Regions from separate parts of the Homo sapiens genome. Here region 1 is linked to region 2. Evidence: read pairs that join two places in POLR2A ChIA-PET (ENCODE). Cell type or tissue: endothelial cell of umbilical vein. All regions are shown on one strand. Links, peaks and the distances in the headings refer to the core of each region. The heading gives the core; the rest is flanking DNA. Region 1 holds the start of DVL2 (dishevelled segment polarity protein 2). Region 2 overlaps POLR2A (RNA polymerase II subunit A).

The links. Peaks named below come from ENCODE experiments on the same cell type or tissue, not always from the same donor. Only the 100,000 strongest peaks of a DNase experiment are listed, where the experiment ranks them.
Region 1: POLR2A ChIA-PET joins it to region 2 with 6 read pairs; 3 of 35 experiments call an interaction of 5 or more read pairs at or near these places.

The regions. Positions count from the first base shown.
Region 1 is chr17:7,233,106-7,236,017 of GRCh38, forward strand. DVL2 (dishevelled segment polarity protein 2) reads right to left here and starts at 1,412. Exons shown (of 15, transcript NM_004422.3): 1 at 964-1,412. The coding sequence starts at 1,157. PHF23 (PHD finger protein 23) reads right to left here. Exons shown (of 5, transcript NM_024297.3): 4 at 2,825-2,912; 5 at 1,933-2,735. The coding sequence ends at 2,521. RefSeq lists a silencer at 1,150-1,449 and an enhancer at 1,560-1,609. In endothelial cell of umbilical vein, for the core only: no CTCF peak of the experiment used is centred there; a DNase peak (open chromatin) is centred at 1,446; H3K4me3 peaks cover 1,644 bases; H3K27ac peaks cover 478 bases.
Region 2 is chr17:7,503,730-7,506,641 of GRCh38, forward strand. It overlaps POLR2A (RNA polymerase II subunit A), which reads left to right. Exons shown (of 30, transcript NM_000937.5): 19 at 1-62. Among named protein-coding and RNA genes, the nearest start is that of POLR2A, 21 kb to the left of the region's middle. In endothelial cell of umbilical vein, for the core only: no CTCF peak of the experiment used is centred there; no DNase peak of the experiment used is centred there.

The sequences.
Region 1 (2,912 bases), core at 289-2,788, 270 kb before region 2:
AAGCAGAGGTTGAGGACCCAGAAGGCTCAGCCCCAAAGACCATAAACACAAAAGGGCTTTCTCTGCATTATTTACACGCCAATCTAGTCCAAGATAGCCCTGAATGTCCCAAATTACCCTAGGATAGCCCAATCTATTCTAGCACAGCCTACAATGCCCCCACACGCAGCTGTCTGCACCAGTCTAGATTGGAACATCCCAATACGGCTGCCTGTGCTAGCACAGGCCCCAACAGCCTTGTCTGCCCCTATACCGAGTGCTCCAATAAAACCAAGTCTTGCCCCAAGAGAAACCAGGATTAACCAATACAACCCAGTAGAGTCCATAATGGCCCAAGTGTTTTTTGTTTTTTTTCTGAGACGGAGTCTCGCACTGTCGCCCAGGCTGGAGTGCAGTGGCGCGATCTCGGCTCACTGCAACCTCCGCCTCCCAGGTTCAAGAGATTCTCCCTGCTTCAGCCACCCAAGTAGCTGGGACTACAGGCGCGTGCCCCCACGCCCGGCTAATTTTTTGTATTTTTAGTTAGTAGAGATGGGGTTTCACCGTGTTAGCCAGGATGGCCTCGATCTCCTGACCTCGTGATCCGCCCGCCTCAGCCTCCCAAAGTGCTGGGATTACAGGCGTTACAGGACTCCTGAGAACGTACTAAACAACCAGACAATGGATCAATTTACTCAGTACAGACTAGAATACTCCAACATAAACCAGTATGCCCCCACCTATTCCAGTAAAGCCTAATCTTGTCTAATCTGGTTTAGGATATCCTAGTCTGTCCGTGTGCCTCAATCTATCCAAGCATAACCTTGTCCATCCTGGGATAGTCAACCTACCTCAGCATAGTACAATCTGCTCCACCATAGGCCAGAAAATCCCAGTGTGGCCCAAAGTAGACGTGTGCCCCTCCATGTCGCCCAATCCACTCTAGCAAAGCCCCCGCCGGTCCTATCTAGGCCTTGCGCTCACCCGAAATCCTGATCCATAGACTTGAAAAAGTACTTGGCGCCCGCGGGCCGCTGCAGGACGCTCTTGAAATCGCCGAGGGTGATGCGCTCGGCGGGGACAGGGATCTTCACCAGGTAGGGAGTCTCTTCCTCATCCAGGTGGTAAATCACCTTCGTCTCCCCAACCCCACCGCCCCCAGTGCTGCTACCCGCCATGGTCTCGCCCGCGCGCTCCCGGGCTCCACCGCCCACCCAAAGGGCTAATGGCCCCTGCCGCGCCTGCGCACACCCGCAAACCGACGCGCGAGCGCGGACAGGACTGACCCAGTACGGGAGAGAAGCAAAGGGGAAAAAGCACGGATCTGCGAGGGTGGCGGCGGGGGGCGGGCCGCGGGGTGCGACTCAAAGCCCCGGTCTCAGCGGCCGCCGCGCGCCACCGCCACCGACGCCGCGAGCTTCCTCCAGGTACCCGCCCACCTCTCCTCATGTCACGTGACTTAAAGGCAGCCACCCCGCGCTCCTCAGCCGCCCTCCGTCACGTGATCCCCTCCCAATCACGTGACCGTCTGACTCCGCCTAGTGCCCCCGCCACATGATCGCTGCCTTCAGCAACGGTCTCCCAGCCCCCAAACGTGTACCCCAGCCGAGGTCCTCTGAGCACCCAGGCTAAGCTGGCCTGTGCCTTCAGGAAACGGACCATCGGCTCCCACCCCGCTTTACCCCACCCACGATGGAGCACGAAGCAACTCTGACCCGCAGGAGTGTGCGTGCAGGGAGTGAAGGTGGGGACTGTGGGGGTTCCTAGACTCGAGTGGGGAGGGCCAAATACAATGAAAGCTCTAAGGTGGCTTACTTGTCTTGGGGTGGGAAAGGCCCAGTGCTGTGATATCTTCAGATTGGACTTTGAGACGTGGGTTTCAGCCCCACCTCCAGCTAGTCTTCAGCCACCAAAGCCTCCCTCCCGAGCAGGACAGTGAGGGCTATAAACACAAAAGAGCCCACTCTGCTTTATTTACAACACGCAGGCTGTCTGTACAAACAGCGGCCGATATTATTAAAAACAAAAGAGGTGAGTGAGAATCGTCACCTTTCTGCTTTCCTTCCTCACTTGGCCAGGCTCTAGTACTCCACCTTTGAGCTGCCATGCCCAATAGGGGAAGTCCAAAATTAAAAATACAACCGGTGTAGAAGAAAATAAATGGGGAGTGAAATAGAAGAAAAGATGAGGGAGGGGAGTGCTAATATTTACACTAGAGTTTTATAGACAACTGTCCCATTCCATCCCAATTCCAATCCTGACCCAGAAAGTGATGGTGGCAGGTCCAAGAGACAGAGATTATGTGTCGGGACACAGACAGCCTCCCATCCCCAACCGTAATGGATTCAATTTCAAGTCCACAGAGTGGGGAGGAAGGATAGGGTGGGAAAGTGAGACACTCATTTTCAAACAAGTCTCCCTTGAGAATTCCTGCCTTGAAGTGCAGACAGTATCCAAGCTCCAGGGGATAGGCTGAGGACCCTGAGGCTCAGTTCCCAAATCATGTTGTCATTTGGAAGTTCCAGGCTAAAGTTGGTGCCATCAGGGCTCTCCAGATTTGGGAGGCCCCCCTAACCGCCGGGCCTCTGGCCTCAGTTCCTTGCATTTCTGGCAATAAAAGAAGTCGGGGACGTTGGTCTTCTTAATCTTAGCACAGGAGAGGTGGATCCACGTCCCACACAGGCTGCACTCAATCATGGGCCGCCCTGCAAAGGGCTTTCGACAGTAACATGTGATCAGATCCCATGAGTCATCACCTGGGGAAAAAAAGGTTTGTTTGGTATTCTGCCTGAGCTGTTGGATCCACAACACCCTCAAACCCCTCGCCCCAGCCCGAACCTCTCACCTGATTCTACCATGATGTCCTCGTCCATGACCCGCATCTCGCCTTCACTGGAGCTGGCATCTCCATCTTGGCTTGTTTCAGTGCTGCC
Region 2 (2,912 bases), core at 216-2,715:
TCAGTGGGGAGGCCTTCGACTGGCTGCTTGGGGAGATTGAGTCCAAGTTCAACCAAGCCATTGTGAGTGTTGTGCTCTTCACAGCAGTCTTCTTTTCCTCCTTTTACCTGTTGACTTCTGTGGTTTCCAAGAGCAGCCCACTTCTGTCCACAACCTACAGAATAGGTTCTGTAGGTTCTGTCCCACCTAATAATAGCTCTCATTCATGGAGAGACTGCTTGTACCTTACCAAGTCCTGTGTTTGGCCCATTATCGCTTTATACCATCATGGCTTTAATACACTCCTAGTAGGGGAGGGTTTGTTAGTCCCATGTTGCAGAGACAAAAACTGAGGCTTGGAGAGAGTGACTGGATTGTGTGATGGTCATATAGGAAGTAAGTGGCATGACTGGGATATGACATAGGAGAATTGTTCTTTTTTTTTTTCTCTACACTCTCTGCTGTGTGCAGGGTCTAATTTAGATAAAGATAGGGAATTGGGGCTAGGTGGGGTGGCTCACACCTATAATCCCAGCACTTTGGGAGGCCGAGGCAGGCAGATCACAAGGTCAGGAGTTCGAGACCAGCCTGACCAACATGGTGAAACAAGGGTGAAATACAAAAATTAGCCGGGCGTGGTGGCGTGTGCCTATAATCCCAGCTACTCAGGACGCTGAGGCAGGAGAATCGCTTGAACACAGGAGGCAGAGGTTGCAGTGAGCCAAGAGTGCGCCTTTGCACTCCAGCCTGGGCAACAGAGCAAGACTCCGTCTCAAAAAGGGAGTTGGAGAGAGTAAATAGAAAAAAAGATTTATGGCTATTGGAATGTGCTTTCACTGGCTTTAAGGATTTTATAGGATAGTAAGAGGGTAAAGCACTGTTACAGGCGTACCTCTGAACCTGTTTACTGTAAGTCAGTTTTTATAAATTAAATAATTAAAAATGTATTAGGGAACACCATAGAACATGGCTGAAAGAAATTGTAAAAGACCTAAATGAGGCCGGGTGCAGTGGCTTATGCCTGTAATCCCAGCACTTTGGGAGGCCGAGGTGGGCAGATCACCTGAGGTCAGGAGTTCAAGACCAGCCTTACCAACAGGAAGAAACCCCACCTTTACTAAAAATACAAAATTAGCAGGGTATAGTGGCACATGCCTGTAATCCCAGCTACTCTGGAGGCTGAGACAGGAGAATCACCTGAACCCGGGGATGGAGGTTGCGGTGACCCGAGATTGCACCATTGCACTCCAGCCTGGGCAACAAGAGTGAGACTGTATCAAAAAAAAAAAAAAAAAACCCTAAATGAAAGACCTCTCATATTCATGGATTGGAAGACTTAATATTGTTGAATATTAATATTGTTAATATACTTCCCAAAATAAGCTATAGATCCAATATAATCCCTATCAAAATTCCAACTGGCTTTTTCTCAGAAATTTATTAAGCTGATGTTAAAATTCATATGGAAATGCAAGGGATATAGAATAGCCAAAACAATATTTAAAAGTAGCAAAAGTTTGGAGAACTCACATTCCTGATTTCACAACTTACTACAGAGCTACAGTAAACAAGACTGTGCTTCTGTCATGAGGATACGTATAAAGACTGATAGAGTAGAATTGAGAGTCCAGAAATAAACCCTCACATTTATGGTCACTTGATTTTTTGCAAGAGTCCCAATTTAATTAAATGGGGTGAGAATACTCTTTTTAGCAAATGGTGCTAGGGCAACTAGATATCCACATGCAAGAGAATGAAGTTGGATTCCTACCTCATACCATGTACAAAAACTCTCAAAATGCCTAAATTGAAGAGCTAACACTATAAAACTCTTATAAGGAAACTTGAATAAATCTTCATGACTGTGGCTTAGCAGTGAATTCTTAGGTATGACACCAAAAGCATAAGCATCCAAAGGAAAAAATAGATGAATTGGACTTCATCAAAATTTAAAACTTAATGCTTCGTAGGACACTATCAAGAAAGTAAAAAGATAACACAGAGAATGGGAGAAAATATTTGGAAATCATCTGATAAGGGCCATACATAAAGAATATATAAAGGACTATAACAATAAAAAGTCAACAATAAAAAGTCTCAAAGGATTTCAACAAATGTTTCCTGGCTGGGCGTGGTGGCTCACGCCTGTAATCCTAACACTTTGGGAGGCTGAGGCGGGTGGATCACCTGAGGTTGGGAGTTTGAGACCAGCCTGATCAACATGGAGAAACCCCGTCTGTACTAAAAATACAAAATTAGCCGGGCATGTCGGCACATGCCTGTAATCCCAGTTACTCGGGAGGCTGAGGCAGGAGAATCGCTTGAACCTGGGAGGTGGAGGTTGCGATCAGCCGAGATAGTGCCATTGCACTCCAGCGTGGGCAACAAGAGTGAGACTCTGTCTCAAAAATAGTAATAAAATAAAAAAACAGGCTGGGCGCAGTGGCTCACGCCTGTAATCCCAGCACTTTGGGAGGCCGAGGCGGGCAGATCACGAGGTCAGGAGATTGAGACCATCCTGGCTAAGACGGTGAAACCCCGTCTCTACTAAAAAATACATAAATAAATAAATAAATAATAAAAAAAACATGTTTCCCCAAAGAAGAGTACTATTCATGTAAATGATCAGTAAGTGCATGAAAAGATACTCAACATCATTAGCCATCAGGGAAATGCAAATGAAACCAGAGTGATGTGCCACTTCACATGCACTAGGATGACTGTAATCCAAAACACAGATAATAACAAGTGTTGACAAGGATGTGGAAAAATTAGAACCCTCATACATTGCTAGTAGAAAAGGTACAACTGCTTTAGGAAGTTAAAGCAGTTACCATATGGCCCAGCAGTTTCGTTCCTAGAGAGATTATACACACACACACGAGAGAACAGAAAACATATGGCCACACAAACATTTATACACAAATGTTCGT